2 separate regions of the Homo sapiens genome follow, and region 1 is linked to region 2. The links are chromatin contacts, found by Hi-C or POLR2A ChIA-PET in ENCODE. All regions are on one chromosome and are shown on one strand. Each heading gives the region's core, a stretch centred on a gene start or an enhancer-like site at or near the end of the contact. The rest is flanking DNA. Distances are from core to core; before and after follow the strand shown.

Region 1 (6,229 bases), core at 870-3,369, 210 kb after region 2:
ATTCTAAAAGTAATTTTTAAGGAGGCAAGGGCATTTATAAAACATTTTAGAAACTATTTAATAAAAATGGTAAAATTAAAGTGTTTGTTTATGTACTCAACAAATATTTATTTGGAAAGTGCATGCCTGGGGGCACATCTCGTTAATGAGGTGATCCTGTGTTTAGAACTGAAGGCAGTCCTCATCCATTCTCTCAAAAGGTGACCTTCTTTGTTCTTCTTATAGCCTCACCACATTTAATTTTCAGAGGTTTTGACATAAATTAAAAACATTCTTTGGTAGATTGTATTGTATGAAAACAATCTTCAAAAGTGTAAGCATTGATATCTGGAATATCTGGGAAAATGTACAATAAAGACATCTCTTCTGGTCTTCCTCTGATGGTAATGTGTTCACTATTATACTGATGATGTAAGCTATGTATGTAAACCTATGCAGGTAAAATTCTGCTAAAGCCAATCCCACTACAAAACAACAACAACAACAAACCCCAAGTGGCATCTGAAGAGCTTGGGAATTCCAGGAATGTGATAAAAATGTTTTTAATAATACACGGAAAAATAATTTAGTGTGTAAATAATATTTTATAGTAAATGCTTCATTTTATTCCTTCCATATAACAACTGTCTTCTGTAATGAAAATACTTACTTGTTTGTTTAGTGTCTAAAGGTTGAGAAGGGAACTAGAATTGGCCTAAGGAGGCCCTCAGCCACCCATCATGTGACAGTATGGCCAGGAGGACTTACTCTCTGCTCTCCTCCTCTTGACATGCCTCAAACACACCAATCATTTGCACTTGGGAAATCAACCCTCACTAGCAAATTACTCCTGCCAACAAAATAACCCAATCAGCATGCAAAACTGGTAGCGAGCTGGGAGAGGGCGATGAGAGTGGTGTTCACATGGCTCCCTCTGTTTCCCTTTCCCCAGGTCTGGGCACACACTGTCAGTCAGTGGCCCCTGACTCAGAAAGAGGTTTGATTTAAACCATTTCATTTTCTGCTCTCAGACTGGGAATTTATTTAATATGAATGTCATCATTATAACAAAACTCAACTGTATTCTAGCAAAAATTTGGCTGATCTATGAAGAATATTGGAAGGAGAATCTGTGAACCCAAAAATACTAGACCACTGCTTATTCAGTTCTGCAATTTTGTCACTTTAATGGACTCTTCAGAGTGCCAAATCACTAGTCCTACTGACTATACAAAAATTGGCCATCAACATGCCTGCCTCCAACAAATTGTTGCTGTTACTTCATGTTATCCACTTTGGGCTTAGAGACTGAAGGCCAAAAAGCATCCAATTTTTATGGTAAAAAAGTGCATCAGGAGGGCAACTACATACAAAGTTACCCTCCCAGTTTGACCCTGTCCTTAAGTTTTTATTGCCTGAACTGGCACCAAAGAAACTCCTTGAAAATAACACATTCCTTGTCCATTCAGTGGTTAATGATGCTTAAAAAAAATCACAGTTTGTGACTGTGACCTAAATTATGCCAGAAGCTGTAAAACCATGGTTTCTTTAAATTCAAATATGACCCACATGCTTTAAAACCACTACACTGACCCTATAGTACTGTTGCTGAGTGTGCGTGTCCTCACATAAACACAGACACACACACACACACACACACACACACACACACACACTCCCCACTTGGCATTAAATGACTCGATAAAAGAAATGGTATTTTTCAGACTTCCATGTTAAAAAAAAGGCTCATGAAAGAGATGTAAGTGAGCTTTAAGCCAAACATTTGTTTGGCTTTGCTGCAGCAGGCTGCAGGAATGTAAACTTTTTTTTTTTTTTCAATGACTTCAGCTCCTAATTTGAAAGCTAGGATTTTTAGGAGTGAGCAAGAGACTATATTTGGCCAAAAAATTCTGCTGGCTTTACTTAGCCAATCTGCACATTCAAAACAATACTTCTTTATCAAAAAAACAATAGTCTGTTTTATTCACAGCACATGTAGAAGTTGGAACATCGACTAAATTCCACTTTCTTCTCTTGCAGTGTGTCTGTAACCAGCTAATGAGCTGCAACAGAGCCTGGCCTTCATTTTCAGCAAATTAAGTTCATCCCTCATAGGAATTGTGGTCTGGCTGTGGCACCGCTCCTAGGTATGGGTGGGATTTGTTTCTTCTAGCAGTTGTAGGTTAGCCACATGGGTACGTGCTGTCGCACCACACAACAAAATTTTCTCTATAATAACCAGTCTAAGTAGGCTTTTACCCCACAAAAGTAGATCCCATTTAATTTACTTTGTGTTTATAGCACTCCCTCTCAAACCGCACCATTGGCACAGACTAATATTTATACAACTTTTTATTTTAAACTATTTATTTGGAGTTGAGACTTCAGTAGCACTCCCTGTCAGATTCATTGAACAAGCTTAAATTCAGGATACTGAAAATGTAAATTGGGAAGAGGGATGTATGTTCTTGGGATTCTTTTCTCCCGTGCATGGACACCCAAACAACTCTCACTGTAGTAAAGGGAGGTTACACATGTGTTGATAACATTTGTATTACTGCTGGTAGGAAATTGAACATTGATGGGTGGTTTTAAAAGCCTGCTTTTGCCTATTGTGTTTCCACATTTCTTTGCCAATATAGTTGGTCAAATTAGTTATGCAAAATGCATCTAAAAACTTCTAATCCAAAAGTGTCAATGTTGTTAAAGATTTCTTTTCATACACAAAGAAATATTACATTGCTCCATTATTTTAATGGAAGTCGTTAGTCAAATACGCTTTTGCCACAGAAAGAAAAGGGAAAAAATTCTTAATTTTGTATCTGACCTCTGCTTTGGGGCCTTACTTTAAGTTACATTTTTCTTAAATAAAGCTTTTCTGTTTTTTAAAGTGAATGACGGGATGTTAACTTTAAATAGACATTTAACCACATAAAGTATAGTGGCAGATGGTTCATTTTTCTACTCAGGGTAGACACTTTATTCAGGTAATGATATTTAATCCTCATTTTCTATGAAATCTGCATGTTGTTCTTAAATCTGATACTATTTTGTGATTTAAAATGAGTGTTGGGTTAACTTTGTTTACAAGTGAAGTATTTATCCCTTTGATTCTCTTTTACTTTCTTCTTTTGGTAAACACCTATCCGTTTCTAAGACCCACTTATATGTTATCTCATCAAGGAAAATTTTCCCATCCTCCCAAAGGAGAACAGAACTCCACTGTAGTGGAATAAGTTTTTTGAGGTATGAACCAATGCTTCTGTCCTCCTAATATTCTTACAACCTCTAACCCGCCTCTGCATTCAGGAAACCAGAATACATTAGGGAGGAGACAGCAAAGGAAAACAAAAGACAATAAAGGAATCGATGTATTTGTTTTGTAACTCAAAGTTAAAGTCCAAATTTAGAAAATAGATTTGAAAGCATAACGGGTCAATTTCTGTTGTGCCTCTGAAGAAGAAAGTTGAGAAAGAACGAAGAGGGCTTAGATGCTGGTGGGTGTCTGCAAAAAAGCCCAGACAATGCCTGGAATAATAAAGAAGCAGAGAACTTCCAGGGAGGAAGGGAACAGTCTCTAAGATGGAGCAGGACCTGGGGAAGTCTTGCTTCTCCACTGAAGAACATGGACCAAGACCAGGGCAGAAGGGATGGCAGCTTCCCCGTAGAGCAGTGAGGACGGATGACGACATGAAGACTGGACTGCTCATTCTCACCTTCCCTTCACAGTCCCTGGCACTTTTTAAGCTCCTTGGAAATTAGAGGCAATCTAGGAGAAAGGGGGATAGAAGCAGACCTTATTTCTGTTACAATGTGAATGGGAGCTTCAAATTGAAGATAAAATGTTATGGAAAAAGTGAAATTATATATATATTTTGCACATCGTAGCTTGGTGGCTTTAGGTTTCTGTGCATCAAAGGAAGGAATTGTGTCTTCCTCATTGTCATACTCTGGTATTGGAGATTGTGCAACATATATAGTAGGTATGCAATAAACAGCTGTTAACAGAATGAATCAATACTTTGTAGAGTATTGCCAACCACTCCAGAGCTTTGATCTGGCTTCTCTGTTGGGTCAGGAAAAAAAAGAAAAAAGGAGTCCTGCTTTATTTGTGCCTGTTGCATGCCAGCTTGGCCTGTTTACTCCTGTGGTTTCCCGCATTCCAAAGCAATGCAACGTTGCTTGAAGTTACACTTGAGCATTTTCTAGAGCATTTCTTCTGTCCATCCTACTTGCAGTGACTCCACTTCAGTTCCTTGTATGCCAGCTGCTGTGATAGCTTGCTGTCACTAAACATCTACATGTGTCCACCCCAGAGGAATTAAGTGGGACCACATTAATGCTAGGGAGCTGGCGGTCTTCCAAAACTGCACTCTGGGTCATTCTGTCTTGTGCTTTGGTAAAGTCTTTTCCCCCATCGCCTTCCAGTGGGGAGAGGGATAGGGTACAGCCTACAAAACAGAAACAGAATGCCCAGTGTGCGGGTGGAATACTTCCTCTTTCCTTCGTGAGTAGAGGAGACCGATTCAGAGGATGTTCCACTTATTCATTCCCTTCTAGTGTAATTTTTGCTCAATATTTTCTCTTTCTGTCACCTATAAACCAGAGGGGATATCCACTGGTATACTGCGTTGTGTGGAACGAGGGGGACTGTTCTGTTTCCTCCTTCAGCTCTTGTGAAGGCACTTGCCATTTCCCTGATGCACCATTTAGACATCAGTGTCCACATCTTGTAAGTCAAACTTGTGTCATCCAAAAGGTTCTCATACACATTCAAATGTTAATAAATGCCAATATCTTGTTCATGACCTTACACATAAATCTGAAATATGTAAGAAAGTGTAAACTACCCTCCTTTTTACCTCCACTCTTCTCTCATATATCAGTTCATATACTGCTTGTTGCAAGTAGCAGAAAACCCAATTCAAACTGACTTAACGGGCATGTAGGGGCCTCATAACTGGAAGGTGGTGTGGTGTAGGTGGCTCTGTTGTGTCAAGAAAACATGGTTGTTTTCTGTCTCTCCACTCTGACATCCAGGGCCTCCTTCACAGTCGCAAGATGACTTCCAGCAGCTGGCACAAGGATTACCTGTTTCTTTTTGTTCATATCCTATAGACACATGGTAACTACTAAGGGACCTTCTTTCTCAGAGCCCTCTGGAAATATGTATATATATACTTATATATATATATATTTTAATATATTATATATAATATATATTTGTGTGTGTGTGTGTGTGTGTGTGTGTGTGTGTGTGTATCTACACATATATATGTTTTTTTGAGACAGTCTTGCTGTGTTGCCCAGGCTGGACTGCAGTGGCACCATCTCGGCTCACTGCAACCTGTGTCTCCTGAGTTCAAAGGATTCTCTTGCCTCTGACTCCTTAGTGGCTGTGATTATAGGCACGTGCCACCACGCCTGGCATATTTTTGTATTTTTATTACAGGCTCAGTTTCGTCATGTTCCTCAGCTGGTCTCGAAGTCCTAGCCTCAAGCGATCCACCTGCCTTGGCCCCCCAAAAGTGCTAGGATTACAGGTGTGAACCACCATGCCTGGCCTGGAAATATATGCTTAAATCTTACCTGCCCAATTTTGAAACACATGTTATACACATGCAATGAGTCACTCTTCTCCTTCTTTATCATTTATCACTTCTACTATCTCTTTGGGTAGTAGATAAAAGGGAATGAGGACACTATAACATATCAAAATGGGCCTGAATGAGACTGCAATGAAGAATATACCTCCAGTTTGCACTCCAGCCCAGGTGACAGTGTGAGACTCAATCTCTCTCTCTCTCTCTCTATATATATATATATATACTTCCAGTGACACGGACTTCAGCTGCTTGCAATTAATCACTCTCAATCAATCAATTGACGCCGATTGGGCTGTGAAAATAGTTGGGTGAAGCTGTGTTCAAGCTCCGACCTTACTGTTTACCAGATGTGTAATCCTGGTCAATTCATCTACCCTTTCAGAAACCTAGTTTTCTTATTAAGATCAAACAAGATATTTGCAAAACCACACCAATAACTTCTGCATTCTCCAAAGGCCAGGCATTATTATTATTGCTTTTTCAAATGAAATCAGAAGATTGATCTTCATTAGGAGTTACTTTCAGATCTACATTTATAGATTTTACAGTGTATCAGTCATTAATTTTCTTAAATATCATGCTAAGAAAATTATTTGTGAAATATTTTTTATTTATAGATGTTATAGTATTACTAATACATGAAC
Region 2 (6,560 bases), core at 213-2,712:
CAGAATGATCTAAATTTGTCTACCGAATCTTGGTTTTAAACGTTCTTGCTCTTAAGCAAAGCTAATTTGTAGAACACTGATGTAAGTCTCTTTGTTGTTGAATTTGGTCCCATAACATTATCTTCATCTTAGGCATGCAGACCCAGAAGAAAGAAAAATGACAGGGTCTGGGGATATAACCTCTATTTAAAATTTCTTATTTATTTATCTTCCTTAGAGGTGCTACAATTCTTTTTTGATGTAAAATATAACCTTTGTTCCTAAAATGCCTAGGATTTTAATTTGCTTTTGAGAGATAGCTATTTTCATGAAGTAAATGTATGGAAAGATGAATTGAGGCAGTGTGTAGGCATGCGATGTATTAGATATAATCATTGCAATACATCTAAGAAAGGATTTGCTAATTAACAGGAGAAAGTTCATTTAGAAATTGTGGAAAGTACTTTCTCATTGTCAGCGTGTTGAGGACATAAATATTGTAAAAATACTATGTTATAAAGTACCTCATTACCTATTATTACTCTGCTTATGGGACGTAGAGATTGACCGATGGTAGTGTCTGATTTTTTTCCAACTATAAATTGAAAGCCTTAAAAGAAAATGTTTTTCTTATCCTAGAACATCAGCCTAGTGAAGTTCACCAGATATATATATATATTTTTTTTACACGGAAAAGGGAAATGCAAACCAGTTACCAGAAATAATAGCTAAATACAAGCAAGGCTCTGTCAATGGCACTGTTATGTTAATTTTCTGGGAGAATGTTAAGTAATTCATCAAGTTAGACAAATATAAAAACAGCAAAACATATACAAAACATTATCAATATTTATTTAAAATGTAGTTTTGTATTACCACTGATGGCATCGTATTCTTGCTGCCTGGTGGAATAAGAACTCGGAGATCTGGTTTACGGTTATTCATTCCTAAATTCATTGGGGGAGGAGATTTTGCTTGCATATTCTTGTTCAAGTTACCAGGTGAGACCAGCAGACCTGGTGAGTTTCGGGGATTGCCATACCCGTTCCCTGTTAACAAAAAACAATAAAGCATTTAGGAAGAAATCTAGGTCAAATACGTTTCCGAAGAATACACAACATGAGAATAAAAACAAAAGCTTAATGGTAAGACGTACATTGCAAAACCATAGGATGACTGATTTGACCTCCATGGGACAAGTAACCCAATTAAGTATTCAATAGTCCTCTGAAGGAAGATTAAAAACTTTTTATGAGAAGAGAGCCAATATACATCAACTTGCTCAGAAGTCAGCATATACTTTTTTTCCTATCAAAAATATTCAGGAAGAAAGTCAGACAGTAGTTCAGGGTCTAAGAAAAGCACAGAACTGGTCTTGCACTTTAATTGACTAGCTTGGCGGAGGCCTGGCTGGCGTGACTCACTCTTTCAGTTCACTGGTTTGGGTTTTATTTTGTGTGTCTGTGTGTCCTTAAATGAAGAAAGGGCATACCAGCAAGACTGTAATTTCTAGGACAGGCAGGAGGAGGGGAAGCCGCTTACACATTTTGCTGTTCAGTTCCGCTTTTCTCTGAGTGAATTCTCTCTATGGTTTTTCTTCCATCTGCTTTGCCCTCCTTACTAAGTTCAGTGTACAACCCTTGCTTTCCTCCTCACACAGAACTTCAGAAAGCAAGACTCCTTCCCTGGAGCTGAAATGAAGTGATGATGCCTCCGCTAAAGTGCTGATTCACCAAGGCACAGGAATAGCCATTGAACTGGAAGACTGAAAGGGTTTTCTTAGGTCTCTGATGTTCAGTATCCTACTAACAGAAAAGTGGGTATCCCAAGGTCTGCGTTTTTCATATTTCAAAATATGACCAAGAGAGCTAGGGAGGAGTTGATTACAAATGCCAGCAGAGCTGGCATGACAGTGGACTCAGAAAGACATCTGCTGATTTCCTCCACTGCCTCTGAAGGGAGAATAAGAGAACTCAGCTACCTGATTCAACAATCCTTGCTAGAAACTAGACAGTTGTTTTCTGAAGCTTTCTAAAGGAGACAGTTAAACCTCATTGTTATTGCCATCATTACAAAACACAAGTATCTATTACCCCTGCATGAGTGAGATTGTGTGCTACCCAGTGAGGATGCAAAGACAAGGCCCCAGGCTTGAAAAGCTCTGAAATCTCTTTGTGGTAATCCAATACATACTCATGGAAAACATAAAGACCAATACAAGGCAGCGTAGGGTGAGGTGCCTGCAGAGTAATCCAGATTAAGTGTTATTGAGTTCCCGGGAGAGAAGAGGTGATCCAATAAAAGATTCACAGAAGAGGCAGGAATTGATGAGGGCCTTAAAGAAAGGCCATAGGAAGATATGTTAGGCTTGTGACTGGGCAGTAGGAAAGGGCTGAGGTAGGAGTTTAAAGAGCATGGTAAGGGGCACTGAGAGGAACCTGTTTAGAAGGGGACCCGTGAAAAGAGAGGGGTGTCAGAGGCTCTGGAGGGATGCAGGGGTTGGGCTGTGGAGATCTCAAATTCCAGGCTAAAAGTCCTTGGGTTTATATGGTGGAAATGAAAGTTTCAGAGTAGAGGTATGACACAGACCTCTAAGTGGTCAGAAAGATCTACTGGCATTGGTATACTCAGGAATTAGTAAGGCCTGCTAGTGTGGACCAGTCTGGAGACTACTTTGATGGCCTGAGATAGAGGCCATGAGGAACTGGGAAGGCAGAGCAAAGGTATATTTCAGGAGATATTTATGGGAACATCTTTAGAAGCAAAATATATTTGAGGCACACTGTATAAAGCAGATTTGTTCTTCATATCCCATTCATTTACCTGTCTCATTTTATGCATGAATAAACAGGCTGAATATATAACAAATAACTACAAGATTAAGTCTGTCAATTGGATTATGAATAAAATTATCCCAGTTCCTGGGGCAAAAAAACAAAAATAAAGCAAACTGGACACCCCCAAAACGTGTGTTAAGTGACAGGACTCACTTAAGAAATGTTGGTTGAATCTGAATATCAATTCCCTTCTATAAGAAAACTTCTGGAATATTAGCCAAATTCTCTAAAGCTAGATAAATATGACAAACCCCCAAATTTTCTTTACAGTAAATTCGAACAGTATTCCATGGCAAAAGCTGTTACATAAAACAATGCATTTACTTCCTCTCACTAGAAGAAAAAAACAAACAAAAGAGAGTATGTTCACTTAAAAAAAAAAAGCTTGACAAAATGGAGTGCTTAGAGGAGTTTTATATTTAATATGTCATCCTGAATCATTATTGTGAATATGTTATGAACTTAGTTTGAATTAATAGATTCTACGGGATAAAAAGAGAATAAGAACATCAAGGTCAATTCTGCTCTATACTTTGCTGTCAGCTGAAGGTCAGATGGACACACTGAAGACATATGTCACTTATCTATTAAGCCTGTGTGAGATCTGGTTTATATAAACAATCAAATGGAAAATTAGCTGGGTAATTTCAAAAGAAGGGGGAGAAAAAAGTCTGTTAAGCAGTGCAATGAAGCTTGAATAGATCAGAAGAAACTAAAACCCCAGCTCGGTAGATGCCGATACTGGTTTGCATGGAGGAGTTATTTTGCTAAAAGGAAGTAAAACCGCTTCGTGAAATGTGTTGTCCTGTGATATGACAAGCACTGGGCCAGTGTGCGAAAATGGAAATGCTTCACGGAGGCCTTGAGAAAAGTTTGTTTTTTTTTTTTTTTTTTTTTTTTTTTTTTTTTAGCATTTTCTACAGTAAACTCTCTGAGAAATTCCAACAAAGCCTATGTCTTTTTGCCCACATTTTAAACAGTGATTCAGGGCAGCAGTAGGGGAAAAAAAAGTAAATATACATTGTAGCTTTTCATTCAGTAAATACCTCAAAACTAAAAAAATTGATTTTAAAAGCCTTCTATTTTTCTCTTGGAATATTTCCTGTTATTTGGAAATTACGCCATTTTAGAAGATTAGTCACATATTTTAAGGTGTTTACATACTGAAATGTAAAATATTTTGAACCATGATGACACTTCTTAAATTCATATTTTTAGAGCATCAAGTTATTTTTAAGAACAAATAAATTCTGCTTTTTGCTAGTGAATTTCTGCTGTTTTTAGCATATTGTGCCAGCTAGCATTTTGGAGCCGTATAATAACCATTTCTGTTTCCAGCCACCAAATTGTTATTCTTTGGACATAATATAGATTCAGGAATGCAAGACTGTGGATCCTAAACCAGTGATATAGAAACCTATGATTTGAAAATCAATGATGAATACATGCGTGTGGTTTACTGCTAAGAAGAGCCTGCATTTAAACCGGCTGGGAAACCGCAGCCTCCTCCTCACTCAGAATGCTGCGGCCTGTGTTGAGCCTGTTGTCCCACCTTAAGATAAATTCACCAAAGAGAATGGTCGCATTTAAATTCAGGGGTCCGGGAGGTGGGAAACACCACCTCTCAACAACCTTCTAATATATGGATTCAACCTTTTTTCATGCTATGTTTTAAAATTACCCTCTGCCTGGACAATTATCAATTTAGACGTGACTGTATGCAGATGTCACATTCCTCTGACCACTTAAAGGCACAAAAATTATAAAGCAGGAGTGAATGGATTTCCTGATTATAGATTATAAGAAAATGAAGTACAGACCAACTTTAGAGTCAGTTTGTTTTATAGTTTCATTTGATTAAAAATATTGTTTTACATAAAAATAACAAATTTAAGCATATATGAGTTAACTTACATAAAGGATTAGAGAATCTACCTCTTCTGGTTACAAGTTTGTATATACTCATATTAGTGTCAATACATAGAACTTGAATGTGGTGTTAGGAGAAAAACATTTTTCTCCCCAGTTAACTTGCAAACACTTGCTGCATTTTTTTTATTGACTCCTATTTTAAGAAGTCGTAAATTCAAAGAACATATTCCTGGCTTAAGATATTATGAGGAAGGCATTTTGCCTTGTCTCACAGAGCTCACTTGAACATGTAGCTCTCTTTGAGCTCAAAGTTCTGAAACTTTCTTTTATTTGGATGTTTAGGCATTTTGAGTTTTCTTCACTTGTTTCTTTTTCTTTTCTAGGACTTTGAATTATGAATACAAGCATATAAGACTAATAAGCATAAACAGAATTAGTCACTATGGACCATGGCTAATTCTGCCATTGGCATAACCATTTTTTAATCTACCAAACTGTCATCTTCTATTATCCCCTCTCCTCCTTCCATCTCCATATCCAATGAGATACCAAATCTTATTCATTTTTCTTCAGAAATGCCTGTCTCTACTTCCACTGCCACCATCTTAGCTTTGGCTTCCATCACCATTTGAATAAATATTTCAGCAACTCGGCCGGGCGCGGTGGCTCACGCCTGTAATCCCAGCACTTTGGGAGGCCGAGGCGGGTGGATCATGAGGTCAGGAGATCGAGACCATCCTGGCTAACAAGGTGAAACCCCGTCTCTACTAAAAATACAAAAAATTAGCCGGGCGCGGTGGCGGGCGCCTGTAGTCCCAGCTACTCGGGAGGCTGAGGCAGGAGAATGGCGTGAACCCGGGAAGCGGAGCTTGCAGTGAGCCGAGATTGCGCCACTGCAGTCCGCAGTCCGACCTGGGCGACAGAGCGAGACTCCGTCTCAAAAAAAAAAAAAAAAAAAAAAAAAAAATATTTCAGCAACTCTCCATCTGGGCCTCTGGTCTCTACTTGAGGGGTTCTTCACCAGGCCTTAAGAGGAGTTTCAGGCCTTCAGAGGAGTTCCTTAAAGCTGTATGCAAACTTTTGTGCATTTGTGTGATGCTAACCAACCCACTCAAGGAAGTCTTTCTGAACTGCTACTTCCATCATGTTCCTTTTTCATACATGAGTGCTTAACACAGTTGAGTCAGTGCCCTGCCTGGCTCTCAGAACTGTCTACAGTTGACACACTCTATCTATGAAACCTAATTTCCAATGGTCACAGCCTGCCTTATGGTCCTCGGAATATATGCAAATCTTTGCTCTAGCAGTTCAATAACTGGCAGTATTGGCTCTCCTGTTTAATTCAAATTTATCTTTTAAGGATCAACTAAAGTTCCAACTCTTTCATGATGCCTTTCAGACAACTTCAGCCCACACTGAATTCACTCCCCTCTGCTGCAATTAGTGGCAGCGATAATACACAGAGTACTAGTTCTTTATATGTTTCAGGTGCTTCACAAATAGATATATAGAATATGCTAGAAAAATTAAGAATTATTCAGGAAAGGCACTAAAAGGTAAGTTATTGAGGGACAATGAGGTGAGAACTGAAAATGTAATGAGTAACTTGTTAAATTGAAACATCAAGGGTCTCTTCTCTTTATGCTACTTGAGAAAATTTTATATTTTAGATAATGATTGCAAATTGATGACCAAGTACACTATTGAGACAAACTGCTTATCTACCATATATATGAAAGCCAGGAAATCATGTAAGTGCCCACCTACTAAATTTGTTTATAGAGAGTTAATTAAAGCGTCTTTTCTACCTGTTGCACCTGTTAATCATTTCACAGCACATTACCTTAGCTAACTGCAAGTGGTAGAATTAAA

Evidence for each region. Hi-C counts contacts between places; a loop is a spot of excess contacts on that map. ChIA-PET counts read pairs that join two places held with the same protein, here RNA polymerase II (POLR2A). Pooled maps may share reads with other maps.
Region 1: a map of aorta shows a loop between it and region 2 (6-fold over the local background). The contact joins two enhancer-like sites. A Hi-C loop is called at or near these places in 10 of 168 maps with a recorded cell type or tissue (IMR-90, K562, aorta and 5 more), 7 of 37 single-sample maps with no recorded cell type and 12 of 50 pooled maps. POLR2A ChIA-PET finds 5 or more read pairs at or near these places in 3 of 52 experiments (GM12878, PC-9 and common myeloid progenitor, CD34-positive).

What each region holds. Positions count from the first base shown.
Region 1 is chr5:88,940,997-88,947,225 of GRCh38, forward strand. The region is part of intron 2 of MEF2C-AS1 (MEF2C antisense RNA 1); the gene reads left to right. Among named protein-coding and RNA genes, the nearest start is that of MEF2C-AS1, 61 kb to the left of the region's middle. Within about 2 kb of position 2,120, at least 4 of the 41 ENCODE cell types and tissues checked have a DNase peak (open chromatin) inside an H3K27ac peak, as active enhancers do; they include ascending aorta, where a contact is called at or near this core.
Region 2 is chr5:88,730,874-88,737,433 of GRCh38, forward strand. MEF2C (myocyte enhancer factor 2C) reads right to left here. Exons shown (of 11, transcript NM_002397.5): 7 at 856-1,028. Among named protein-coding and RNA genes, the nearest start is that of GSCAR, 37 kb to the left of the region's middle. RefSeq lists enhancers at 1,280-1,329, 1,450-1,729, 4,421-4,520, 5,653-5,702. Within about 2 kb of position 1,463, at least 19 of the 41 ENCODE cell types and tissues checked have a DNase peak (open chromatin) inside an H3K27ac peak, as active enhancers do; they include ascending aorta, where a contact is called at or near this core.